Linked DNA regions of Homo sapiens: regions 1, 2 and 3 are each linked to region 4. Evidence: chromatin contacts called from ENCODE Hi-C data. All regions are on one chromosome and are shown on one strand. Each heading gives the region's core, a stretch centred on a gene start or an enhancer-like site at or near the end of the contact. The rest is flanking DNA. Distances are from core to core; before and after follow the strand shown.

Region 1 (7,023 bases), core at 31-2,530, 2.5 Mb before region 4:
AGTATCAATCCAGGCATATATATTTGTATGAAACATGTTTAGAAATGCTATGAGCTAGCTGTGGTATTTTTGTTGTTGTCATTGTCATTATTGTTATGCCCTGGCTTCTGAGGATGGAGGCAAGGGCATGTGAGTTAGAGTTTTGTCTCCATAAGAATAAATGTTTGTCCCTTAGAGATTTCCCATTTTCAACAGCAGAGCAGGCTGAAGCTGGAAATATTAAAATACACATGACTTCTCGAAGACAGTTGGATGCCTTTAGCAAAAAAAAATCAAAAACTTCAAAAAGGGTGATTAACTAAATGCCCAACAGGAAATTCAGAAAATAATAAACCCTAAAATCAATGTATTTTATTTTCTAAATATCACACTAAGATACTTATTGGTAAGATATATACATATCTCTGGACTATAATTTTTTTCTGGAAATGGATATCTCTGACCAGTGATGAAGTCCACTATTGAAAAAGTATAACTCCTTCACTGTTTGCTGTTAGATTCTAAGATGGGCTCTGTAAACTCTGTAAGAAATGAATTTCTTACCTACCCAAACCCCTCTCCCATCAAATTCTGATTTGATGAGAATTCTCTAAATGAGAATTTTCACCTTCTAACCTATTGAAATTCAGTACTGTGAACAAATATTACAACTTTATACCTGTCTGAAAGGCTATAATTGGAGTACTATGTTATTTTAATGCAATCAAGATAATTTTATGCCTATATACCTGTACAGACATACACAGCAAATGCACAACATCTACCCCACACACACAATAAGCATGCATCACACACACACACACACTCTGCACACACAGACTCCCACATGCACCACACACCCACAAACTGCAGTCTCTGTTATTGTTGGCTCATCTACATTCTCACTCATGTGCACAGCACCCTTTATTTTCCAAGAAATTTCTAAATACTGTATACGATTAGATTGGCACAAAGGTAGTTGTGGGTTTTGCCATCATTTTTAGTAGCGCCATTTTAAAAAACCACTATTTTAAAAATAATCGCAAAAACCGCAGTTACCTTTGCCCCAACCTATATTTCACAGACATTGTCCACTTTGAAAACTGTACGTTTAGAAATACGAGGTTTTGTCGTGTTCATTTAAACTCCCCCAGACAAGTCTACTCTCATTGGTAACTTGGAGCTGCTCAGTTGGGTTGACCTTTCTAGCAGGAAGCAGTGAGCCTGAGTACCACTAACTTTAAGAGCTCTTCTGCAGGGCTGAGGCTCAGGAGAGACCACAGTGAAGGAGGAAGTAGATACTTGCTGCTTTACTTCCTTTAAGCAGGGTGTACACTGGTTGAGCTGAGCCTGCAGATGCACCATGGACCAGTCTTGTTTTTCCTATGACAGAAAGGCTGTGCAGCAAACTAACCTGCAGGCAAATGGGGAAATCTACTGGAAATGGAAGAGAAAAAAATAAAATGAATTATCCAAGCATTCTGCGATAATGAAGAAGTAATCAATGGCAAATGCCAAAAAGCTCAACAGGTTAAAAAACTTGGAATAAAGATAAAATGTAATAAGGAAGTAATAACTGAAGTGGGAAGAAATGAATAGGAGGTGCCTTACCAATTGCTCAATTTAGGACTTGTGAATCCTGTCATCATGTACATGTGTCTAAATCTTAAGCACTATGTTTCTGTTACTCTAAATTCCTAATGGTACTTTTGGGGCCATTTTAATGGAATGGATTCAAATGCATTGTCAATGAAAGCCAGGTTTCTGCCCCCCGGTTGCTTAGATTCAGTGATGATGCCATTTCCGGATTGGATAGCCTATCTAACTGAAAATAGTTAGAATTGAGCATGTTAAAACATAACATAGGCCGGGCGCGGTGGCTCACGCCTGTAATCCCAGCACTTTGGGAGGCCGAGGCGGGCAGATCACGAGGTCAGGAGATCGAGACCATCCCGGCTAAAACGGTGAAACCCCGTCTCTACTAAAAATACAAAAAATTAGCCGGGCGTAGTGGCGGGCGCCTGTAGTCCCAGCTACTTGGGAGGCTGAGGCAGGAGAATGGCGTGAACCCGGGAGGCGGAGCTTGCAGTGAGCCGAGATCCCGCCACTGCACTCCAGCCTGGGCGACAGAGCAAGACTCCGTCTCAAAAAAAAAAAAAAAAAATAACATAATTGAGCATTTAAAAAGGACTTTCACATAGTATATTGACTTTGTTTGCTGCCTTTCCTCCACCATTATTTTTCTTCCTTTCTTCCAACTTTGTTGAGCTCTCCTGTGCCATTCGACTTCTCACCTTTATTTCGACTTCTCACCTGTATTTCACTGCCAGTATTTTCCAGTAAATGATCTAGAAGCCAATTTTCCATTTCCTCCCACTCATTTCTTAGTCCCATTGCAACCTGGATCTCAGTGGTCAGTGGAAACCACAACCAAAGGCCAAGTGTCTTTCTCATCTACACCTTCTTCTCAGTACATCCTTGATGTTAAAATTAAAACACACGCATACAAAATTCGAGAATAAGACGTAGTAGACTGTATTTTAAAGACGTCCCCTCCAGACTGCCTGATTATTCAAACATGAATTTTCGTACAGCTGTGAAGGGACTTTGCAGTCATAAATTAAGGTTGATCATCAGGTGGCCTTAAAGTAGAGAAATGATTCCAGATTGTCCTGGCCTGATCACATGAGGCCCTGAAAGCCAAGGCTTTTTTCCCTGGCTACAGCAGAGAGATACAGAAGAAGAGATATGTTAGGAAGATGAGGCAAAAGGAGAAGTTAGATTCAAAGTGTGAGTGATTCAGCTGGCTATTTCTGGTTTAGAAAGGGTCCTTGAGTCAGGGGATGTGGGTGGCCTCTGAAAGCTAAGAATAACCCCTGGCTGACAGACAGCAAAGAAATGGCCACCTCAGTCCTACAACTGTAAGGAATAAATTTTGCCAACAACCTTGCATGTGCCTGAAGACAGCTTCTCCCCTGGAGCCTCCAGAAAGAGATACCACCCTGTTGACACTTAGGTTTAAGTCTTGTGGTTCTCCAAGCAGAGAGTCAGCTGAGCCGCACTGAATGCAGATTTCTGACCCATGAAAACAGATCATAAATGGAGGTTGATGTAAGCCACTAAATGTGTGGCAGTTTGTTACAGTGGCAATAGAAAACTAATACAGATTGCCAGAACTTTTTCTTAGGTTTCTGACATTTTAGCATTCAAATTCCCATGTCTCTAAATCATGGTTAAGTGTCCCATCTTACTTAATTTCCAAACATCTAGCCTCTTCTCTACTGAAAATGGCAAACTTACTTTCTGACTGGACACCATGGGACCAGACTTTGAATTCTTATATAAGAATATGTGAGACTGTGCGTTTTGTATGTACATATATGCATGCATATATATGTATATACATAAATACATACTTACATAAGAAATGACAAATACCCATTATGTTCAATAATAATAGTTTATGTATATACACAGATAGGAATCTTAGCCATTATACATACACATATATATATTTTGTTCACAACTCCAGGGACTCACATATATTGTTTCACAGCAACCCTATAAGCTATAAACTAATTGCTCTATTCTTACATATAAAAGTTAGGCAGAGATAAGTCAAATACCTTGCTGGACGTTATCTAATAGACAGCTGAAGATTTAAGCACAAGTATGTCTAGATCCAAAACTGCAAGGTCCTTAGTTTTCAGCCTGTCTATCTCTCACACTGAATCTTTTTAGACATTGCCAGGCCCTACATCCATCTCTGTTCAGATGCCATGCAGCACCTTCCTTAACCTCACCTGTCCAGGACATTGAGGCTCTGTAATGGCTCCGTAATTTCCCCTTTTATCTCTATGCCTTCTCAGTATTTCCTGAATTGCCCTCCATCTACCATATGTAAAGGAACTTCAAGACTGTGTTCTTAATTCTGTTAATCTGTTCTCCAAAAATTCAGTTTACTTTTAGACTTTTAAATTTAGTTATTTTCATGACTTTCTGCTCCACGTCTCCAGTCCTAACTTTTTCTTAAGTTCTAGGCACACATATAACAGCTGGACTTTCCCTTTTGACAATCTTCTGGATGCAACATTCAACATGTCTAAATCAGCATTGCACATTAAATAAAGGGGGGAAACCCTCCCTTCTTACCACCCTTTTTCCCTCACTCATATTACCCATCTCCTTCATGGCCAGTCAGAAACCTGGCATCTTTGAACTTCCCTTCTGGCTAAGACGGTGGGCTCAGTAGCTGGACCCCCTGGACTTACATCCCAGCTCTGCTACTGACTTTGGGCCAATTGCTTAATTTCTCCAGAACCCAAATATTCCTCTGTAAAACTGGAGTGGTGATAACAATGATAACAATACTTACCTCACAGGGTTGTTGGATGATTTAAATAGGTTCCATAAAAAATTTAGACCAGCATCCAGCACATAGTACTTGCTCAGTAAATTTCAGCTCTCATTTTTTATTTAATTGCTAGATCTTTATAATTTCCCTGAAATGTATGGTTATGTTTCTGTTGCCTAATTTTCTGTATTCCACCACCCTATGTTAATATCTAGATTAATGCAAACCATCTCTGGGTCAAATTATCTGCAATCCAGCCTGCATGTAGCTACCGAATGAATCTTTCTAAAGCACTATTGTAATTATAATTCAAAAATCCTTTAGTGGTTCCTCATGATTTCAGGATACAGTGGAAACTTTTCCTTATCTTGGCATTCAAAGCCTTCCATGAACTAGCTCCTGACTTCTACCTTCAATTGATTCTATCTCTCCTCTCCTATTTAACCCTGGGCAGTAGACAGGCAGATTTCTAATTTTTTCTTAAATATTCTGCTTTGGCCTGCCTTTTTGCCTTTGTTGTAACTAATAGTTATGCATACTATGTACCAGGCAAGGCAATGTGTTGATATTTTTAAGATGTCATTTTATTTATCCTCACCACAAACCTATAAGGTAGTGACTATGCTATCCCTATTTTACAGATGAGAAAACTGAGGCCTGGAAAGGGTGAGTGATTGGCCAAAGGACACACAGTTAAGAAGTGATGGATCCAGGATTTGAATCCCAGATGATTCTGTAATTTTAACCATTCTACCTTGATGCCTCCCCTCTGCTACATTTCCTTTCCAGCAGGATGCTTTCCTCTGCATTCATCTCTTTGATTCCCACCTATTATTCAAAGCCTACCTTAGAGATATCTTTTCTATAAAGCTTCCCCAGACTCCTTCAAACTCTAATGAACTCCTCTGTAGGATACAAGCTTCTTAAAACTAGGAAAGGTGTTTTATTTTTCTCACAAAGTTCAGTGATGTCTTGAATACAGTACTTAATAAATTCTGATGATTTATTGGTCTTGGATTTCTTTTCTAATGAACTTGGAGGCATCTCCTTGTAACTAAGCCAACAAATCTCTGATTGCTCCTTATTACTGGTTCTTGCCCATTGTCCTAGCTAGGACTTTTGATTAACAATATGTTTCTAAAACTAAAGCAGAAAAGAAATGTGTTGGAATGGTGTGGAGTGTCTCATAGAATGGTTGAGAAACAGGCTTGGTCTAGAAACGAGGAGAAGAAAGCCTGTAGAGGGCCCAGCGGTGCCATCCCATGGAACACTCCATGCCATGCTTCTGGATTTTCCCCTCCTTTGCATCAACACAGACTCTGTCTATCTGACATCCCCATATGCTGCCGGGTGATGCCTCTTTTTGCCAATATTTCAGGAAGCTATGATTAGCAGCTGAGGAAATGGAGAAATGAGTCATTCTCATATTGCAGAAGTTGAAAAGTGGGAGGAACTCTAGGATAAAGAACTGTGGTGCCTAAAGAGGAATAGAGGACAAAATAGATGCAAATATTAGACAGACAGAAAGTCGCTTAACAGTTTCTCAAGATTATTCAATGCTTTGTTATAAGACAGTATGCTGATCTTCTAAAACTGTGATTCAGAAATTTAAGGCACCATTGTTGGATGGATCCACAGATGGTTTTCAGAAGTTTGTGACTCTTGACCATGCATGCACATTTTCTGAGTGCTTATATTTTTCTGATGAGTGGGTTCATAGCTTTTATCAGATTTTAAAATGAGCTCATGATCTAAAAAGGATTATAAAATACTATTTTTAGCCATCAACATATACACATAATCTAACCCCAGGAAATCAGGTGATCCAGAGTCAGACTCTCATCACACCATATAAGGAAAAAATAATAAATCTGAAGATTCTGCATGTACTATAACATACCTGTTCATCTGTCAGATGTCAAAGCGTTACTTTGAGGGTGAAATCTGTTTAGCACTAAAGACATATGGTGGAATTTCTAAATATCAAATGACCAGGGATCAATGGACTTCTGCTCAGTGGAATCCTTAGTTTGCCTAACTAAGCCAATTACAAAGTAATGATATAATTTATCTCCCCAGCTGTCATTTTATAGCATCATGCTATTTTTCTGATTGGTTTCAAAAGAAGGTCTTCTCAGTCTGCATGCTAAGACAGGAATAATCAGAATCCCTTTTTCCCTGTCTGGCACAAATCACTGCATGACAAAGTAGAGACAGGTGAATGGCTCAGGCCTGGGGTACATGTGTGCCTATCAACTAAATCTAATTATTACTGGGGAAAAGAGAACAGCCTAGTCCTGTGGCCTCCAAATATTTCTGCTTCACCTAGTAGAAAAAAACTGAACATACTCCTATATTGTATATCTGTTTATCAATTATATGGCTTTTATCAATAGCTAATATTTCAAAGCACAATATATATATGAGACAAGGTTCATTGTTAAGCATAATAAATGTAAATCCCTAATTTATTCTTTATTAAACATATATTTAACTAATATATACTGAAAGCCTTTTGAGTGCCGCGTGTTCTAATCACTGAGGACCCAGTGAATGAAATGAAATTGCATGCTCATGGAACATACAGCCTGGTAGAGGAAGAGACCCTGAGTAAAACAAATAAATAAACCGTACAGTTGTGTTACGTGTCAGTGACTGTGATGGAGAAAATCAAAACAGGAAAGAGCATC
Region 2 (6,570 bases), core at 618-3,117, 2.1 Mb before region 4:
ATGGAAAACTGAGGTTAGAAAGATTAAGAATGAGGTTAGAGAGATTAACCCGCCAAAATCATACATTTACTGAATAACTGGAGTAGAACATTGGATTTAAGCCTTTGAATTTGCAGTGTTTGATTTTTGATTCAAATTTGAATTTAGAAGTTGATTCTAAAGCTCATGGTCTTCACCACTGTGCTCTATCAATCACCTCAGTGCAAAAGAATTACATTAATTGACTGTTTAGTAGAGTTTATGATAAACCCAGAATTTTAAGGTGTATCACTTGTTCCATATATTGAAGCATTTAGTTTGTTTACATTTAAAATAATTACTGATACATTTGGGTTTAAATTTACTGTCCTGTTTTTTTTTTCTGTCTCATCTGTTCTTTATTACTTTCCTCAGCTTTTTTTTTTTGCTTTCTTTAGATTAATAAGTGTATTTTATTACCCCCACCCCCATTAGCTTATTATTTACATGTTATTTTAGTAGTTACCTTAGAGATTATATGCATTAGATTAGTTTTTTGTTTTGTTACTTACCACTTTCTGGGTAGGGCAAAGGTCTTAGAACATTTTGACTTCTTGGGGTTTTTCCCCTTTGGTTTTTATACTTTTGATCCTGGGTTGTTTTTGTTTTGTTTTGTGGGGGAAACGGGCAAGCATGGTGTTTTAAAATTTGAATTCCAGTATTGTTTGTGAAAAATTGTGGAGGCCCTGCATGATACCTTCCTCCAAAGTAAATTTAATTTTGTTCCGGCAGGCAGGTAAAGTACAGTCAGATCACCGTGATCTAGTTGAGGCTAGCTTTTAGTTAGTGTTGGTCTGTTAACAGTTTGCCTTTATTTCCAGGACATACCTATTCACAGAGCATAGTTCCTCTGGGGTCTGAACTGAAAGAAAGCCTGAGGTGTTTGCCAGGTTGCCTTCTGAATTAATGTTCCTAGAATTCTAACAGTTGTCTCTTCAGCACAGATCTTCAGCCTCCCTTTGATAGTTTCTGTTTGGATTCTTGGTGTCATCACCCCTTGCTTAGGGTGCTGTATCAGTAAACATCTCAGTGAAAAATTTCTTGCAGAAATTGCGGCTCTTTGTGTTTCTCTCCTCTTCAGAACCTTGACATCTTAAGTCCTAGCTGCTTGGTAACCAACTCCACTTTTGTCTTTCTGGTTGGGCTCTTATTTCCAGTCCTCCAAAGACAGCAAGTGACTGAAGGGAACCAGTGAAGGCTGGTATGGGGCTCCTCTCAGTATGTTTGCCTTTTCTCCGGAATCTTGGCCCTACAAGTCTAGGTTGCCTTTGTTACTCTTGATGCTTTTAAACACTGGGGGTTTTTGGTTTGTTTTTTTAATTGTGGTCAAATACATATAAAATTTACCATCTTACCCTTAAGTGTGCAGTTCAGAGCTATTAAGTGTACGTTCACATTGTTGTACAGAGCTGTCACCACCATCCTCTCCAGAATTCTTTTCATCTTGCAAAACTGAAATTCTGTACTCACTAAACAGTAACTTTCCATTTTCCCCTCCACCAAGCCTCTGCCAGCTACCATTCTACCTTCTCTGTTTATGATTTGATCACTCATTACCTCATGTAAGTGGAATCATAAGGTGTTTGTCCCTTTGTCACTGGCATATTTCACTTAGCATGTCCTTAAGGTTCATCGTATTACGGCATATGTGAGAGTTTACTTCCTTTCTAAGGCTGCATAATACCGCATTCTATGTGTAGACCACATTTTGTTTATCTGTTCATCTGTTGATGGACACTTGAGTTGTTTTCACCTTTTGGCTACTGTGAATAATGTTGCTGTGAACACGAATGTACAAATACCTCTTCAAGATGTGCTTTCATTTCTTTTGGGTGTATACCCAGAAGTGGAATTAGTGGATCCTATGTTAATTGTTTTTGTAATTTTTGAGGAACTGCTATATTGCTTTCCACAGCAGCTATACTATCTTAGGTTTCCACCAACAGTGCACGAGAGCTCTAATTTTTCCACATTCTTGTCAAAACTTGTTATTTTGTGTTTTGTGTTTTTTTTTTTTATAGTAACTCTTCTAATGGGTATGAGGTGGTAGTTTTTTATTTTCATCCAGCTTTTATAGTTGTTCTTCCAGGGGCGTTGGTCTTACAAAAGCTTTTCTTTCAGTACTAAAGGTGGAATAACATTTTGAGGTAGATGTTATTTTACAGATGAGGCAACTGAGACAGATACTAAGGTCACACCTAGTAAATGGCAGACAAGACTGAAACAGAGGCTATTTGGTTCTTGAATCAGTGCTCTTAACCACTGAATTGTATTGCTTCTCTAATACAGGTCTTCTTTCCTGAAAGATAGTCTTATAAATTCATTGCTCTAAGACCTCAAAGTGTGATTAACTGTTTTTTTTCCCTCTGACCTCTAGATTATTAAATTTGAAGTAGAGAACAGTGTTTTTATTTTATGATTTATTGCAGTTTACACAACTTTAGAGAAACATGGGTTTGATTTGTCCAATATCTTGGTAGACAATTCTTAAATGGAAATTATTTTTAAATAAAAAATTTTCACAACTGTGTTTTTCTTGTTAAAATTTTTCAGACCCCTGAGAAGGATTGTTTTTTTGAGACGGTGTCTCACGCTGTCACCCAGGCTGGAGTGCAGTGGCAGGATCTTGACTCACTGCAAGCTCCGCCTCCCGGGTTCATATCATTCTCCTGCCTCAGCCTCCCAAGTAGCTGGGCTACAGGCTCCCGCCACCACGCCTGGCTAATTTTTTTGTATTTTTTAGTAGAGATGGGGTTTCACTGTGTTAGCCAGGATGGTCTCGATCTCCTGACCTCATGATCCGCCCGCCTCGGCCTCCCAAGAAAGATTTTAAGAAAATTTTTACTGTGGTGGAAACTCTGAGCTTTTTAGTAGTGGCTAAGTCCACCAGGTTTTTTGACACCATATCATATGCTTCTCTACCAAATTTATCAGTAATATTTTTATATCTAGAAATGTTTATCTGTACAATTTACTAATTCATATGTTACTGGTGCTGTTTTAGAAGTGTAGTCAGTTACTGGTATCATGGAAAGTATTGAGAAAGTTCTTTAAACTTCGATCTAATTATAATTAGACTTTTTTTCCCCCACTATGATTCTGCAGTAGAAACTTTTTACTACTTTTCTGCTCATTTAAAATTTTTCTATTTCTGTCTTCATTGTGTTAAACCTTTTTAAATCTGTATTTATTTCATGATTTGAAAGTGAACTCTGAAAATATTTTATTACTTGTTAATAGAGGATTACCTTAGTGATTAAATTTGGTAAGGCAAGTTCTAACATGTTCTGACAGACTTGTCATAGAGTTATTTGCCTCTTTTTTTTTTTTTTTTAATTTTAAATGTGAGTTTAACTTTTCAGGGTTTATCTCTAGCTTACTAGCAGAATAAGTATTTAATATTTATAAAGATTTTTTTAACCCTGTTTACATTTGTCTTTTCGTATTCTCTTTTACAGTAGTAGACAAAAACAGTTACAGATGTTCTTAGTATGAGGATAAGAAACTGAAAGAAGAACTATTTAAGAGTTTGATTAACCAGCTTGACAGTTAGCTTAAAAGACCAACTTTCACAGCAATTCACACATTGTTAAACCTTTTTTTTTTTTCCTAAATAAATAGCTACTGCTGGCCATATGTGGGACCAGGCAGAGGATAGATGAATAAGTACTAATAAATAACTATCCTTGGTCTATTAGGAGTAGTAGTAAAAGTACTGAACTACTTTGAGAGGCCGAGGCGGGTCAGGAGTTAGAGACCAGCCTGGCCCAACATGGTGAAACCCCAACTCTACTGAAAATACAAAAATTAGCCGGGCATGGTGGCACATACCTGTAATCCCAGCTACTAGCGGGGCTGAGGCAGGAGGATCACTTGAACCTGGGAGGCGGAAGTTGCAGTGAACCGAGATCGTGCCACTGCACTCCAGCCTGGGCAACAGAGCGAGACTCTGTCTCAAAAAAAAAAAAAAAGAAGTATGAAACTACTGGACTTTAAAGCAAACATGTTATTAAAAGCTCCCTTAAACTTTGTAATAGAACCAGAGGACTTTTGTATTTATATTTATACTAAGCTTTCAGAGTTGAATGTGACCCAAAGGTTAGTTTTAGAATTTGTTCTCAAACACCTGTTTACTCATAGTTACAAATGAAACATTAGATAGGAATGATAAAATAACAATTTTTAAGTTGTTTCTTTCCTTGGGTGCACCATTGATTTTGCCTAGAACCCATTTATCCTAGCTTGCTTTTCTGTAACATAATGACTATTAAAAATATTTACTAAACTTTTTCTTGCAGGTAAATTAAGTAGTAAGAGTTAAGTTGTTTTTTGGACTTAATTTTCACATTTGTTTTTATTTTAACTTTTTATTTGATTTGTTTGTAATGCCACTCCCTGAGTAATGAAACTATTTAGCGCACTTTAAGAGACACCCCTTGACTTTGCATAGGTTTAGCTTCAATAGGAACTGTATTTTTGCATTGTGTGTCTTGACACCTTTGAGCATACTTTTATGTGCTGAATTTGATTTCTTATACATCATTTAACTATTTAGATATGTTGGTAGGGTGAAGAGGAAGAGGCACATCTTTGCCAAGATGGTGGAAGTAGTAATATCTGTGGTCTTGTAGGGCCAAGCATTTTGTTTGTTGGTGTCCTCGTGTCTTCTGGGCATGCAAAGAGCCCTAGGTCTTGAGTAAGCATTTGCAGGAGTTTTCCATGGAGGTCACCTGGTTGAGCTTTCCTTTTCTTGTGGCTTAGAAAGACTCCATCTCTCTCCAGTCCAACTCCTGGAGACCTGCCTGTCCTAGTTGATGTTTTAAAACTGGTGGTGCTTTTGTATTTTTTTATCCAGCCTTTATAGTTGTTGGCAGGGAAGTTGGTCTTAAAAGCTATTTATTTTCAGGACTAGAAGTGGAAATGAGTGGAATAGCATTGTGAGATAGATGTTATGTTACAAATGAAGTGCTTATGTTACAAATGAAGTTGGTTTATCAAGCTTACTGTATGGATGAAGTCAGATGCAGAACCAGCTGTGAAAAGGGGGGCATGAGGTGGGTCCCCACCATTGGCTCCTGTCTCTCACCACAGGTCCACCTAGCTTGTGAAAGTTTTTGCTCATTGCAGGCCTGCTTGGCCAAGGAATAGCAACCCTTGAGAGAGAACTGTAAATAGAGATTTAAAATGTGGTTTATCTCTGTGGTGATGAAACTCACATCCCTTTATGTAAACATAATGCTTGACTCACATTAGGCTTTCGAACATGTTTTTCAGAACATTTTATATTTAAAATGCCTGTTTTTGGCTTTAAAAAGGCAAGTAGAAAAAGCCACCAACTTTCTATCTCTGCTAAGGTCTCTTTAGTAGATAAGTGACTAATGTCAAACTCATACTACATTTTGGTCACTACATTTTGGTCAAAGCCTGGGATTAAGACATTTTAAAATCAGTCTTTAATTTTTTTTTTTTCTCTTTTGGAATGATTTTTAAAATCTTGTTCATACTTTGAGTTTGCTAGTTAGAGGTAACCGGAGCTGGGACTTTTAAAAAATCTTAAAAAATAGACACATAAAAATTAAAACCTCACAAGAATTTAAATGATATTAGAATCATATCATGTGCATATCACAAGTTTACTGTGAATATATGTGTGCATTTCTGTTTAACATATGCACACAAATACTCAAGGGTTATGCATCTGTACCCTTAATTGTACTTGATGGTAATTAATCATACATGTCAGACATTTAATATAAATGATTATTTAGTATTACTATTAATAGTTTTATAGAGCCACACTTAAGTTTCTGTGTTTCTTCTCCATTTATTAGCTCTTTTTTATCTATAATGAAATTTTAGGGTTATCAAGTTTTTCTTAATATTATATGTCATTTAATTATCATCACACATCTTGACAGTCTCAAGTTGAAAGACAAAGGCTTAGCTCTTACACCACAGTAACCCATGGCTTTAAACATTCTGTGTTCTGCCTACACCTTCCAGCTTCAGGTTGATTTTGTCTCTTACCCGAAATGCTTGTGACCATAAGTGTTTTCAGATTTTGCATTTTGGGGGGATTTTGGAATATTTGCATATACATAATGAGAGATTGTGGGGATGGAACCCATGTGCTAAACATAAAATTCATTTATGTTTTATATACACCTTATATACATAGCCCAAAGGTAATTTTGTACAATATTTTAAGTAATTTGTACATGAAATAAAGTTTTGGCTGCAACCCGATGCATGAGGTCAGTTGTGGAATTTACTTGTGGCATCATGTTGATGCTCAGAGTTTCAGAGTTTGGAGAATTTTAGATGTCAGATTTTTGGATTGGGGTGCTCCAAACTATGTATTCTGATCACATGCCTTGGCTTCCTTTACTGAAGCATCATTTTCCTCTATACACAGCATTCCTGAAGAATTCATCAGTTCTGACTGATGTCTTTCTGCCTTTTTGCCAGAGGGCTTAAGATAGCAGACATTGTAGGCCATAAGGTAATAGATTTACCTCCTTTAGTAGCGATACCATCACTATGCTTAAAGTT
Region 3 (7,144 bases), core at 4,225-6,724, 2.8 Mb after region 4:
GTGGCTCATGCCTGTAATCCCAGCATTTTGGGAGGCCAAGGCAGGTGAATTGCTTGAGGTCAGCAGTTCAAGACCAGCCTGACCAACATGGTGAAACCCCATCTCTACTAAAAATACAAAAATTAGCCAGGTGTGTTGACACGTGCCTGTAATCCCAGCTACTTGGGAGGCTGAAGCAGGAGAATTGCTTGAACCTGGGAGGCAGAGGTTGCAGTGAGCTGAGATTGCGCCACTGCACTCCAGCCTGGGTGACAGAGCGAGACTCCATCTCAAAAAAAAAAAAAAAAAAAAAAACCAGGTACTCTTGTGATTTCTACTTTACAGGTAAAGAAACCAAGAGGTAACTAACTTGCTCAAAGTTGCACAGGTATTAGAAGTTGAGATATGAACTCTGGTTTGTCTGATGCTAGTGTCTAAGCAGTGCTATCTCCCAGAATGCAGCTCCACCCTCATGGCAAGAGCAAGGTGGGAGTAAAAGCTGGTCAAGGAGAGAGAGTGAGAGCAGAGCAATCAAAGACCCATGGTGTGCCAGCTGCCAAACTGCCCATACTCACCATCAGGAATCCCTGACAGTCCTGGACTTGATTGTGGCTTAGGTTCAAGAAACGCAGAGCTGACAAGAGGCGCTGAGAGAGACGGGGAGGAGGCAGAGAATCGATGTTCACTACAATACTATCTGGTCAACCAGCTGGCCCTCCTCCCCAAAGGCCTGGCCTTGCCCTTCCTCGAAACCCTCTTCCCTCTGAGGCACTCACCAGGGAGCTGTCTAAGGCGGTCAGTGCATTGTAGCTGAAGTTGGCAGAAAGCAGAGCCAGCCAAGGGAGGGCAGAGCAGAAGTCGCCGCCGCAGGCTGAGAGGAGCTCCTGAGCAGACAGATGGGTGCTTCATTACCCCACCCTCCCCTTCCTCCCTATGCCAAGGCCAAGCTCTACCACCCAGTCACTCATTCATTTTTTATACACTGAACTCCATCTGAAGATACAGGCTTAAAGCCCAGGTCCCTGACCCAAGAACTCACTGTAGGGACAGTGGGAAGGTAGACACTAGAATATGTAATATAATATGGTAGGTACGACTATAAATATACAGGCAGTTACAGAGTGCTGCGGGAACACAGAGAGGGAGTGAGGACACTGTCTAGAGGGAAGCAGGAGGCAGGGAGAGCTGCAGAGAGGGGAGAACATCAGAGCTTGGTCTTCTACATCTCTCAAGTTGAGGTGTCTGAGCTCACCCCTCACTCTCCTTACCTCTAATGCCTGGAGGCTCCTGCTGCAAATCAGGGTCTCCAGCTGGGAGTAGATGCCTCGGAGGCCATGCAGACAGTGGAGGGGAACACCTCGGAGCTGGGACAAGGAAAGAGGAGGGAGGAAGGCAGAACCCCACAGAAGACAAAGACCTCATCCCCATCCCCTAGTTGGGAGGAGGGAGAAGACCACAAAGCCCAGCTATGATTTAGGGAAGCAGTAAATGGAAAGACAGTGGATATCACATGACTGCAGAGCAATGGGTATACTCAGGCCTGGCCTCCTCACCAAAGAGGCTCTTCTCTTTCCCATCCCCAAGGGGCTGCCTCAAGTTGGGTGCTGTGCACCAACATCCCCCCGTGTCCCCATACCTCCAGGTGCCGAAGGGATTTGAAGGGGAAAATCTTGATGGGCCCTGTGGGGCCAGGACCAGCAACATGGACCAGCTGAAAAAAAAAAAAAAACTCAATTTACTGAGGCACAGCAGATCTTCCTGCCCTCAACATTCCTTCCTTAGCACAACCACTGGTACCTCTGACACCCTCTGGATCCTGGCACTGCAGACTTCTGCACCCCTACCCTATCCCCAACTTCCATCATTCTCTTGGGCTCCTTGCACATCCTGCCTCTTCCCCACACCCAGAACCTTGAGTGAAAGTGTTTTCTGCAGCACATCGAAGAGAAACTGAAGCTGAAGAATAACAGGGGAGTCGGCAGGATGGGAGGGCAGAGCCACAAAGCCTGTCTGGCCAGGGCCCCATGGCCCCAGGTGCAGCTCAAATACGTGGTTCAGCTGTTGCAGTGTGGGAGTCAGCAGGCTCAGGGTGCTACAGCCAGACAGGACCACATCCCCTGCAGAAAAAGGGGCAAACAGGAGGGAAGACACAGTGAAAAGATTTTTCTCTTTATTCTAAGGCTCTATGATGCCAAAATATACCCACTCCAATCCATATTGTAGATCTTCTATTGCAGGATCAAATTTTCTATCTCCTTCTCAGCTCAAAAGCATTCAATGGCTCCCCTCATCTTCAAAAAAAGTCCTAACATTTCATTCAGCCTGATGAGACTGCTTGGCTACACAACTCCAACCAACTCTTCCAAATTTTCTTTCACCTTCTGCTCAAAAGAGCCTCATCTACTGACAGTGCTGGAAATACAGCCAGCTTGGTTCACAGTTCTCTCTTGTTATGAGACACCCCCTTCCACCGCCCAGCTTGAGACCAGCCTCCTCCAGGAAGCCGCCTCAAGAAGTAATACTGCTGAATTTTCATATTGCAGTCACTCATTATTACACAAAAGTTAATTGGAAGTTTTATCTTTCTTTCTTTTTCTGATTGCAAAGCACATCTGTAGAAACTTTCAAACAATACTAAAAAGTATGTCATAGAATAACTATTCATTATAGCACTAAGGCATTGTTATTGCTGTCTGTTAAAACTGCTCTCTCTAATGAGACTTTCATCCTTGAGGGCATCTTTTGATCACTCTGGTATTCATCACTGCACCTAAAAAAGTGCAGCTACAAGCTAGGCATGAAGGAATGCTTTTTTGGCTTAAAAAATATAATAAGTATGGAGTCAAAGAATGCTGCAGAAATAATACAGAAAGGTCCCCTGTATCCTTTACCCAGTTTTCCCTAATGGTTACATTTTATATAGCTATAGTACAATATCAAAGTCAGGACACTGAGCTGGTTGCCGTGGCTCAGGCCTGTAATCCCAGCACTTTGGGAGCAAGGCACTTGAGGTCAGGAGTTCAGGACCAACCTGGCCAACATGGTGAAACCCCGTCTCCACTAAAAACACAAAAAATTATTCTACGACTCTAACCTCGTCTCTACTAAAAATACAAATATTCTCAGCTGGGCATTGCGACATGCGCCTGTAATCCCAGCTACTCGAGGGGCTGAGGCCAGAGAACAGCTGGAAGCCAGGAGGCAGAGGTTGCAGTGAGCCGAAATTGAGCCATTGCACTCCAGCCTGGGTGACAGAGGTAGACTCCATCTCAAAAAAAAAAAAAAAAAAAAACAAAAACAAAAAAAAAAACACAAAGGGCAGGCGTGGTGGCTCACGCCTGTAATCCCAGCACTTTGGGAGGCCAAGGCGGGTGGATCACGAGGTCCGGAGTTAAAGACCAGCCTGGCCAATATGGTGAAACCCCGTCTCTACTAAAAATACAAAAATTAGTAGGGCATGGTGGTGCATGCCTGTAGTCCCAGCTACTCGGGAGGCTGAGGCAGAAGAATCACTTCAACCTGGGAGGGAGGCAGGGGTTGCAGTGAGCCGAGATCATACCACTGCACTCCAGCCTGGGTGACAGAGCGAGACTCCATCTCAAAAAAAAAAAAAAATTCAGGACACTGATGTTGGTACAATATGTATATATAGCTATATGCTGTTTATATAAATTCCTGCAGCCACGCAATCAAGATACAAAACTATTCTGCTGCCACAAAGCTCTTCTCCTGCTACCTCCTTGTAGTCACACATTCACACACCCACCATTCATCACTGAATAAATTAACAAGTCCTACAACCTGACATGAAGGATTCTGTATGTACTAGACACTGAGGATAGATACAGACATGGTTCAAGGACTCTTCCCACGTTCAAAGGGCCTCCTAGTTGTCTCCTCCCAGAGAAGGATATAAGACATTTGCAAAGTTATCAATACAAGCCAGGAAATGAAACTGCTACTGGCCAGGTGCTGTGGCTCACGACTTTAATCCTAGCACTTTGGGAGGCCAAGGCAGGTTAATCACTTGAGGTCAGGAGTTCAAGACCAACCTGGCCAACATGGTGAAACCCCGTCTCTACTAAAAATACAAAAATTAGCCGGTCATGGTGGTGCACACCTGTAGTCCCAGCTACTCAGGAGGCTGAGGCAGGAGAATCACTTCGTCCCAGGAGGTGGAGGTTGCAGTGAGCTGAGATTGCGCCACTGCACTCCAGCCTGGGTGACACAGCAAGACTCTGTCTCAAAAAAAAGAAAAGAAAGAAAAGAAAACTGCTATAAAGAGAGCTTCCACAGATATCGTCAATAGGAGCATGGAGTGATGGAGGACAGCTAACATTAACTGTAGTATGTACCAGATGACTTTGGTATCTCATTCAAACCTTCTCAGAATCTCTCAAAGAGAAGCACTATTAACCCCATCTTACAGATATGAAAATTGAGGTTCAAAAAAGTGAAAAATCTTGATGGAGATCATATAATTGGTAGGAAGTTACTTCTCCTATCTGATCTCAAAGCCAAGGCTTTTTCTACCACAACTAATGCCAACCAAGTATTCAACAACTACTGTGGCTCCATTATGCCCAGGCACAGTGCCAAGCATCAGGGAAATCATTACAATAACAATAGCTCCCAACTGTAAGCAGTTACTATACTTGCAGGCATTGTACTAAATACATGAATTAAAACGAATCCCCACAAATGTTAAGTACAATCACTATGCCAATCTGTGAGGAAAACTGAGCCTCAGGAAACAGTATGGCAAGTTTGAAAGAGGGTTGATATTCCAACCCAAGTGGGTCCGACTCCAAATCTCGTGCTTCTATCTACTGTATTTAGTACCTTGCTACACAATAATGATTATGACCGAGATCAGTCCCTGGTCCTGAGGGGCTTTTAGTCAGGTAATGATCACTTCCTTCTGACAGTGTCAGAGAAGGCACGGAGGGAGGGATACCGCCCTTTGGCCTCAAAGGACGGCTAGAGTTTAGGCTATCACAGGCAAAGGACACTGTAAGGGCGAACAAACCTGGGAAAAGTAAAGAAATTGAACTCTGACACCTGGTGACCCTACCAGTCGTAACTCCATGACTCTCAGGGCGTGTCTCCAGAAAGCACCACCCCCACCTCGTCCGAGGTCCGAGGCCCAGCCCAACCGGAAGTCCACTCACCGGACTCCCGCAGCAACCCCGCGAGCTTCCACAACAGGGAGTCCCTCTGAGCGGTCGTCATGGCCACGGGACGCTGGGGGGCGGAGCCTGGGGGGGGAAAGAGGAAGCGGAAGAGCCTCAGGTGGGCGGTAGTGCCAAAAGCCCAGGGCGTCCGCGCAAACCGAGGCGTCATGCGGAGAAAAAGGCGAGAAAGAAAAGAGAGGAAGAGCATCCTCCTGGCCGCCCTTTCGAGGAACATAAGTCCTGGTCAGACATACCGAACCTCCCCGTCTGGTCCTCCTACCAGCTCAGCTGCCCGGCGCCTATCAATGATGGAAAGGAAGTCCCGCCCCGGAAGAAAATCGAGCCAAGGGACGACCGGAAAACATGTCTCTGCCGCCGGAAACCGCGCCGTAGATCATGCAAACGAATCGAAAAGGGGCGGTGCGGGGGCTGTCTCCTGACCGCGGTGGTGGCTGCAGTGGTTCCCTGGGCTTCCTGGCCCGGAGCTGGGCACCCATTATTCCCCCGCCCTGCGCAGCCTGGGGCTCCCGCTTGGCTTTCGGCGAGCCTACCGCGCCGGTGAGGAAACCCTGACTCGTTTGCAAACTGGGCGGGGAAGCAAAGTTTAGAGAAATGGAGCTTTGTTAGATAAAAATTTTTTCAACGCAAACAGTCATTTTCCAGTGAAAGGAGAGCGTATCCGCCGTAGGATGGACTTAGATCGTGTAAAAGCTGAGGCCACCGAGGATATAACCTCCGGGGTCCTTTGCCTCCTTTTCCTTAGACTCCCTCCAAACTCGTGTATCTTTCCTTCAGCAGTACTGGGCTCCACGCGAACCTAGTCCTTTGTCTTTACCCTATTACCTTTCATAACATCCTAGTTGAAAAGTAGTTATTCAACCGCGTTTGAAAATGAGAACAGGTTCACAGAGGCTAGGTTACTTGCGAAGGTCGTTCAATTAGTAACCAGTAGCGCCAGGACTGCCAGTTTCTTGCTTCCGAATTCTCATGGTAGCTTTCACCAGGCTCCCCGTCAAATGCTAACGTCAACTACTGAACTAGATTAGCAAAAAGGTCTTTTAACAGAATTCCTGGTTTTCAGAGAGAGTTTCTTTCATGAAGCGCCCCATTTCTACAGAGGAAAATCAAAATGAATCCTAAGCCAGTTGAAAGGAGGGATAGGATCATAGTCATCTTTATCCCAAGTTGCCAGATTTGAAAGATTTTATTTTCTCAAGACAAAATATTTGAAATGGCAAATATTTCAAATATTTTGAATATTTGAACCACACAATTTCGCATTCATGGCATACTACTTGTGCTCTGAGCTGAAAGCCTTTTAGGTTAAATAAAGTAAGTGGAGATACATCCGAAGCAGCAGTGTTGAGCTCAGAAAAACAATACCCCAAAATACGGCGCTTTGGTATGCTGACTATTTTGAACTAAAAGAGACTGGAAGGCCTCAGGCACAGTCTCTCCGACCTTTTCCTGCCCTCCTGTCTCCCAGCCTTCTTTCTTCCCCAAGGCAAGCCATAGAAACCAGAATTCCTCTTCCCCAAGATGAGTCACAGAAACTAGAAGCCCTCTCCCCCAAAGCCAGCCATAAAACCTAAACTTCCCCCCACCTTTCTATGTAAGAGCTGGCCGTGGCCTGGCGCGGTGGCTCACGCCTGTAATCCCAGCACTTTGGGAGGCCGAGGCCAGCAGATCACCAGAGGTCGGGAGTTCGAGACCAGCCCAACCAACATGGAGAAACCCTGTGTCTTCTAAAAATACAAAATTAGCCGGGCATGGTAGTGCATGCCTGTAATCCCAGCTATTCGGGAGGCTGAGGCAGGAGAATCGCTTGAACCCGGGAGACAGAGGTTGCTGTGAGCCGAGATCACGCCATTGCACTCCAGCCTGGGCAACAGGAGGGAAACTCAGTCCAAAAAACAAGCTGGCCGTAAAGAACTTCTCTGGCCTACCTTGTCTGATAGGCCGTAAGACCCTCATTCTGGAAGAGATCCTGC
Region 4 (6,206 bases), core at 1-2,500:
GTAAAGGCCACCTTTCTTTCACCAAAACCTTCTAGGAAGAACAAAATGTGGCTGTGTACAAGGAATTCGAATTATTAATACGTTTATTTCTGTTCTCCTGCGCCACACTTTTGACTTTGCCGAGGGAAAAGGCAGGTGCTGCCAGTGCTCCCGGTAGACATGCGTCCCCAGAAGCCAAGTGCAGCCCGTCTGGTCCCTGCTGCCTAAAGTCCCTGTGCACTGCGACGACGACGCACGCTGGTTCCCCCCAAGCCGCAGTGGGTTGTATAACCACGCTTTGAACACCTAGCGGGAGCGTAGCGAGCTTCCCTCCCAGAAGCATCTGTTAGAAGTCACTGGTGTCGGTCCATAAAAGACCCACCAGGCAGGAGGGACCCCCAGACTCTGGGGGAGGGCAAGCGAGAGTTGCTGTTAAGACATCATCGCCGGGGGTAGTGCAGGGAGGTTGTAAATCTCTCTAGGAGCTGTGTGAGCCCCAAGTTCTGTGCCCAGAGCTGGCGGTGCAGCGCGGTGAGGAGCGCGCTGAGCCCGGCTGCACCCGCATTTGTGCGCATCAGGGAAGGGGGATGGGCGGAAATGCAAGAATACGGGGGTGGGGGGGAGTCTAAGAACGTCTCCCCGGGGAAGTGCCAAGGACATCCCCGCTCCTCCGTTCCATTACGTAACTCTTACATATTTGCTGGCATCTACGTGAATTTAACTACTTTTGAAAGTGGGAAGTCTCTAAATGGACTGCATTGAAAGCGTCTGGGGATATCTCAATAGACCCGGTTGCCCCTGGCAGCGTTGGAGGGTGGCATCCTGGTTACTGGAAGGCCAGGCCTCCCCGTCCGCTCGCAGCGGCGGGAGCCGGGTCACTGCCGGGGACGGCGCCCTCTCGGCCCGGCCGGCCCCGCGTGGCGGAGTCGCAGGGACCCGCACGTCCGCAGCCGCCCCCTCCCCGTACCCGGCGAACACCTGCCCATGGTTACCTCCGGCGCCGCGGCTCTGCGCAGCCCGTTGGCCGGAGCCTCGCCGCCCTTGCCGTTGGCTGCGGGGAGATGCTCGACCCCGGGGACCCGCGCCGCGCGCTCCGTGGGGTCCGCGCCGTTCTCCCGGGGGCCTTCATCCGGAGCGGGGAAGAGCCCGCAGCGGCGCTGGAAGCGGGCGACGAGCTGGGAATCCTGCAGGCTCCGCAGCAGCTCGGCCATGGTGTGCCCGGGGCCGCGCTCCGCCGCCGCTGCCACGCCGGGCCGGTGCCCTCCGCTGGCACCGCCACTCCCGCCTCGCCCCCGCCGATCCCGCACTCCGGGCGGAGGCCGGGCGGGCGGGGCCCCGGGCCCAGCCAACAGGTGCGCCGCCCGGGTCCTAGCGCCCGCCCAGGTGTCTGCCTCCACCTTGCGCAACGCGTCCCCCTTTCTCTCCGTCCCGGAGGGCTTGGGCGGCCCCGGGCGGCCACGGGGGCAGGACCGCCTGTAACTGGACGGAGGAGTGCCGATCTCCGAACTGCGCCTCTCTTCTCCCGGCGCCCCCAACCCCCCACCCCACCTTCTTCCCCCGGCAGACGTAACACTAATGGGAGCGGCCGAGCGCGCGTGCACCTGCGGCCGCTCCCATTAGCCCATCCTTTTGGGCTCAGGCTGATCCCACAGTGACCTTCCTTGCAACTCTGAGCCCAAGGTGAAGTCGGATTTCCTCCCACGCCAGCTCCCCACAGCCAGCCACGTACTCTCACCTTCCTGCAAGACTAGTTCCCAGTAAATACAGCGAGCCCCCCAGGGAGAATTCCCAAGTTCTTTCCAAACTGCGTGATGCAACGTCTCCCTAGAGGTCCGAACACCCTTGAGCTTGCTCAAGTACCCAGGAGGTTCAAAGTGGGCCCTGAGTCATCTTCCGCGTCGCTGCCCCTGCCCTTCTGATTTGGCAACTGGGGAACATTTTCAGGTGGGTGGGAAGGAAAGTCCCTTCTGGGTTTTCCGCATTGAGAACAAAGATGCTTACCGCTTTCTCCTACTTCTTTCTTTCCGCTCTGCCTCTCTTTAAGCAATGACACTGGGAAAACCCCACCAGACCATTTAGGGAGTTTAAACGAGAAGAGAACAAAGTGCTGGAGGACTGGGGACAGGATTAGGTATCTCATTGCACCTGCACCTGCTTTAGAGCACTCAGCAGAAGATAGCAAAGGAAACATCCTGCAGGCCGGCCTTGGTTTTCCCTCCTCCCTCCTACATTTCCCTCCTGGGCTCAGAGATCCCTTGGGAGGCAACAATCAAATTAGGCCCAGGTGATCAGTCTGCAACAAAAGTGCAATTCAACCCCGTCTTTCGTTTGCAGCAGAAACCTGCATGTTTCCTGATTGTCCATGCAAAGCCTACTAAGAATTTGGTTGCACAAATGATTAATGAACACCTGTCAATGCCTTATTTATTCAGTTGTCCTTTTAGGCCTGAATGTCTTTGGGATGTGACTTTCCAGGATGATGTAGTCCCCTTCATGCCCTAGTTTCTACTTTTCTTGCTTCTCAGTCCTGTCTGGAGAGCAAAGTCAAGGGGACTGAGAGAATGCTGAAGCTCTTAAGGGAAACCATTTTCCTCTTACAGAAGACACGCAGAGTTATTGTCATGTCTGGCGGGATCACACACAGAAATGTCCGGCCCAGGAGGTGGAAGCATCTCTCCACAATGCTTCTGGCTGTCATTTACAGGTGTGAGGCAAAACCCTGTGGTTTGGTTTTAGAAGCTGGAGCTGTGATCGTTGGGGACCTGTTCTGCTTATGTGTTAAAGAAATATGTTTTCCTGTGAAGGCACTTGCATCATGTGTCTCCCGAATTTAGTGCTTCGATTTTTCTTTCTACCAGTTAGGAAAAATAGGCAAAGCAAAACATGGCACACGCAGCATTAAGTTAATTGCCAAAGAATTGTATTTGTAGACAGAGCATTTTATCTCCATGGAGGATCAGTTACTGATTCCAGCTTCTAGTGGCTCACCAAGTCACCTGATGTAAGTCACCATATGTCGCAGTTTATCCCTGTAATGAAATGATAATCCTCACTTCTTGTCTTTCTTATAAGGCTCTTGTAAAAATAACCTTGAGACAAGCTCTATAAGGCCTAGTGAGATCATGATAAGAAGGTGTATTGTGCTGGAGTCATTCAATCTAGGAAGGAATCCTCAAGAGAATTTGGCTCTGAACATCTTGAGTAGGACATCTTGAGCCTCCTGGGCAGTGGTAAAGTCCATTTCCCCAGAACCTTTTTTTTCTAAGGCCCAGTCTGATTATTCTGAACATGAATTTCCCAACCAACCTAACAAAAATCAACATCTTTGAGAAGTGGTAGGACTGAAAGACTGCTGTAATGGTGCAGAGATATCAAATAGTAGCTTGCAGTCATGCAAAAAATTTTTTTTTCTTGATACCAGAGAAACACCCTGTAGTTCTTTGATCACTGAACACTAGTCATACCTGTGGGAAATACATTTCACATCCCGCCCCCCGACCTTTTTTTTTTTTTTTTTTTTTTTTTTTTGCCAGGGCAGAAATCCAGTTATTTGTACTTTGCTCACTTGTATATATGTAACAATTACAAAATGACATATTTAAAAGGAATCAATGATGGATATATTAATACTAGTTCGGATAAAGGTTAAGCTACTATAACAAAGAGACCCCAAAATAGAGTGGCTTAAGGAACACAGACATGTATTTCTCTTTCATAGAATGGTTCTAAGGCAAGCAGTTGAGGTTAGTAGGAAGCTCTGCTCCATGGCCCTACTCCATGACTCTGGTTCTTTTCATCTTATTGCTCCACCATGCCCTGAAACTGAGCCTTAGGTCATCGTCCTCTTTTGCATGGTTGAATCTGGGTTAGGGCTGAACATCTGAAGTTCAGCTCCTGAAAGGGTGAAGAGAGAGAGTGTTCTGAGCAGCAATGTCTTATTAAGCAAGTGAGGCAGAAGTTCACACATCACTTTCACTAACATTCCATCAGTGAGAAACAATTGGAAATGTTATCTCTAGCAGGGCAACCTTATGTCAAGCTTAAGCTATATTCCTGTGGAAGAAGTGGAGGACAGAATTTTTTTGTGGGCAACCAGCAGTCTCCACCAGTATTAGGAAACTAATGTTGGTTAAAATGTTGTACAGTAAAAATCCATGTTATAATTCAGCCATAATCTACACATTTTATCTAGGCAGCTTGTCATTCACTTGGCATGTTATAAATACTCATGTGCAGATAGAATTTTTTAAAAGAAGCCACACTAAAAATAAGTTATTCCAAAAGACAATTGGCCAGGCATACATGCCTGTAATCCCAGCACGTTGGGAGGCTGAGGCGGAGGATTGCTTGAGGCCAGGAGTTCAAGACCAGCCTGGGCAACACAGGGAGACTCCATTGCTACAAAAAAATTGTAAAAGTTAGTCAGGCATGGTAGCATGAACTTGTAGCCCTAGCTACTCAGGAGGCTGAGGCAGAAGGATTGCTTGAGGCCAGGAGGTTGAGGCTGCAGTGAGCCATGACCACACCACTGCACTCCAGCCTGGATAACAGAGTGAGATCTTATCTCAAAAAAAAAAAAAAATGGGGGCAGGGACACCTGGTAACCTTTAATAAGTTAAAGTAATTTTTTAAGTGTTGTCAAAATACCTTCATTATAAATGAAAAATTTTGGTATTAATTACATTATTGCATTTTAAGTTCTGATTTAGAGTTATTTCTCTGCAAAGCACGTTACTTCCAAATTACAACTAGACTGTTCAGTTTTCAATTGGGCAATGCTTCCTGGATCAAGACAAGTATACAGAATTTGGGTTCTGTATTGATTATCTATTGCTGCATAACAAATTATCACATAAAAATAGTAGCTTAAAACAACAACATTTATCATCTCAAAGTTTTTGCAGAGCAGGAATCCAAGTGGTTTTAGCTGGGTCCCCTGGCTCTGGTTTCTCACAGGGTCACAGTCAAGGTGCTGGTTGAGGCTACATCATCTCAAGGCTCAACTGGAGGTGGATTTGCTTCCAAGATCACTCAGACGATGGTTGGTAGATTCAATTAGCTGCAGACTGTTGGCCACAGGCCATTCCCTCTTTTTCAACACATGGGCCATTTCATAGAATAGCTCATTATACAGCCTCTTCATAGAATAGCTCATTATACAGCCCTTTACTTCACCAAAACAAGCAAATGAGGAAATCAAGACATACAGAGTGTCTGAACAGGACAAAATAGAAGTATTTTATAGCCCAATCTTGGAGGTAACATTCCAATAGTTTTATCCTATTCTACTTCATAGAAGCAAGGCCCTAGATCTAGCCCACACTGAAGGACAGAGGGAGTGAGACAAGAATATGAGTAGTAAATGGTAGGGATTCTTGGGAGCCTTTTCAGAAGCTGCATACTACAAGTTCTTCATGTTTACATTAATTCTCTAATTTCATAGCCACAATATCAATATTTATTGTCCCTAAGAAATACAATGCATAGTCTTGGCCTCAAGGAGCTTCCATCTGTTGCACACATATAAGATGCATACACAGAGAAAAACGCGTGCAATAATATAAAAACAATACTAAAGGGAAAAAAATGGAGCACCAGATGACAATTTCTATTAAAAACTACACGTATCACAGCTGTAATTCTCAAATCTGGAATCAGAATTATCCCAAAAATCTGCCAAAATTATGGACCTCTTCAAAGAAAGTATAAATCCTTAAATTAGAAAAGAGAAAAACAATGAAACTAACAAATGCAAAATAGAGTTATTGGGAAAAAATGCAACAAAATAGACAAACCATTAGCTAATCTAATAAAGAAAGAACAAGAGGAAAAACAAAAGCACAAAATTTTAAATACTGAAGGAAAAATAATCATTAAAAGCAGAGGAAAAATTTTAAAAGCCTTAGAGGCTACTTTGTACACCTCTATGAAAATAAGTTTTAAAAATAGATGAAATAGATATTATTTAAGGAAAACACAACTTACTAAAATTGATCCCAGAAAAGAAAGTCTAACCAGACTAATTATCATAAAACAGCTAGAGAAAGGGGGTTAAAATACTCCTCTATGGAAAGCACCAGGCCTAGCTGGCTTCACAAAAACATTCTATCAATCATTTAAAAAATGGGTAATCACAATGCTAATTAACATATTCCAGATCATAGATGAAGACATTTTTCAAATTTTCTTTTATGAAGCAATATATTGATCTTGAAACCTGAAATAGT

Evidence for each region. A loop is a pair of places that touch in the nucleus more often than their neighbours do. Pooled maps may share reads with other maps.
Region 1: a loop to region 4 is called in a pooled map, with 4 times the contacts of the local background. The contact joins the enhancer-like site here to the promoter of SGPP2 in region 4. A Hi-C loop is called at or near these places in 2 of 37 single-sample maps with no recorded cell type and 3 of 50 pooled maps.
Region 2: a loop to region 4 is called in a pooled map, with 25 times the contacts of the local background. The contact joins the enhancer-like site here to the promoter of SGPP2 in region 4. A Hi-C loop is called at or near these places in 7 of 37 single-sample maps with no recorded cell type and 7 of 50 pooled maps.
Region 3: a loop to region 4 is called in a pooled map, with 17 times the contacts of the local background. The contact joins the promoter of STK11IP here to the promoter of SGPP2 in region 4. A Hi-C loop is called at or near these places in 2 of 37 single-sample maps with no recorded cell type and 4 of 50 pooled maps.

What each region holds. Positions count from the first base shown.
Region 1 is chr2:224,947,713-224,954,735 of GRCh38, reverse strand. All of the region lies in intron 1 of DOCK10 (dedicator of cytokinesis 10), which reads left to right. Among named protein-coding and RNA genes, the nearest start is that of MIR4439, 59 kb to the left of the region's middle. RefSeq lists a silencer at 1,215-1,264. Within about 2 kb of position 1,280, at least 9 of the 41 ENCODE cell types and tissues checked have a DNase peak (open chromatin) inside an H3K27ac peak, as active enhancers do.
Region 2 is chr2:224,518,853-224,525,422 of GRCh38, reverse strand. The region is part of intron 3 of CUL3 (cullin 3); the gene reads left to right. Among named protein-coding and RNA genes, the nearest start is that of CUL3, 63 kb to the left of the region's middle. RefSeq lists a silencer at 3,696-3,765. Within about 2 kb of position 1,867, at least 6 of the 41 ENCODE cell types and tissues checked have a DNase peak (open chromatin) inside an H3K27ac peak, as active enhancers do.
Region 3 is chr2:219,596,187-219,603,330 of GRCh38, reverse strand. STK11IP (serine/threonine kinase 11 interacting protein) reads right to left here and starts at 5,474. Exons shown (of 25, transcript NM_052902.4): 1 at 5,408-5,474; 2 at 5,151-5,237; 3 at 1,891-2,096; 4 at 1,616-1,690; 5 at 1,248-1,343; 6 at 756-863; 7 at 555-626. The coding sequence starts at 5,211. RefSeq lists enhancers at 5,033-5,092, 5,303-5,522.
Region 4 is chr2:222,419,587-222,425,792 of GRCh38, reverse strand. It overlaps SGPP2 (sphingosine-1-phosphate phosphatase 2), which reads right to left and starts at 1,250. Exons shown (of 5, transcript NM_152386.4): 1 at 972-1,250. The coding sequence starts at 1,190. RefSeq lists enhancers at 257-316, 367-516, 1,707-2,006 and silencers at 817-866, 877-1,106, 1,197-1,546.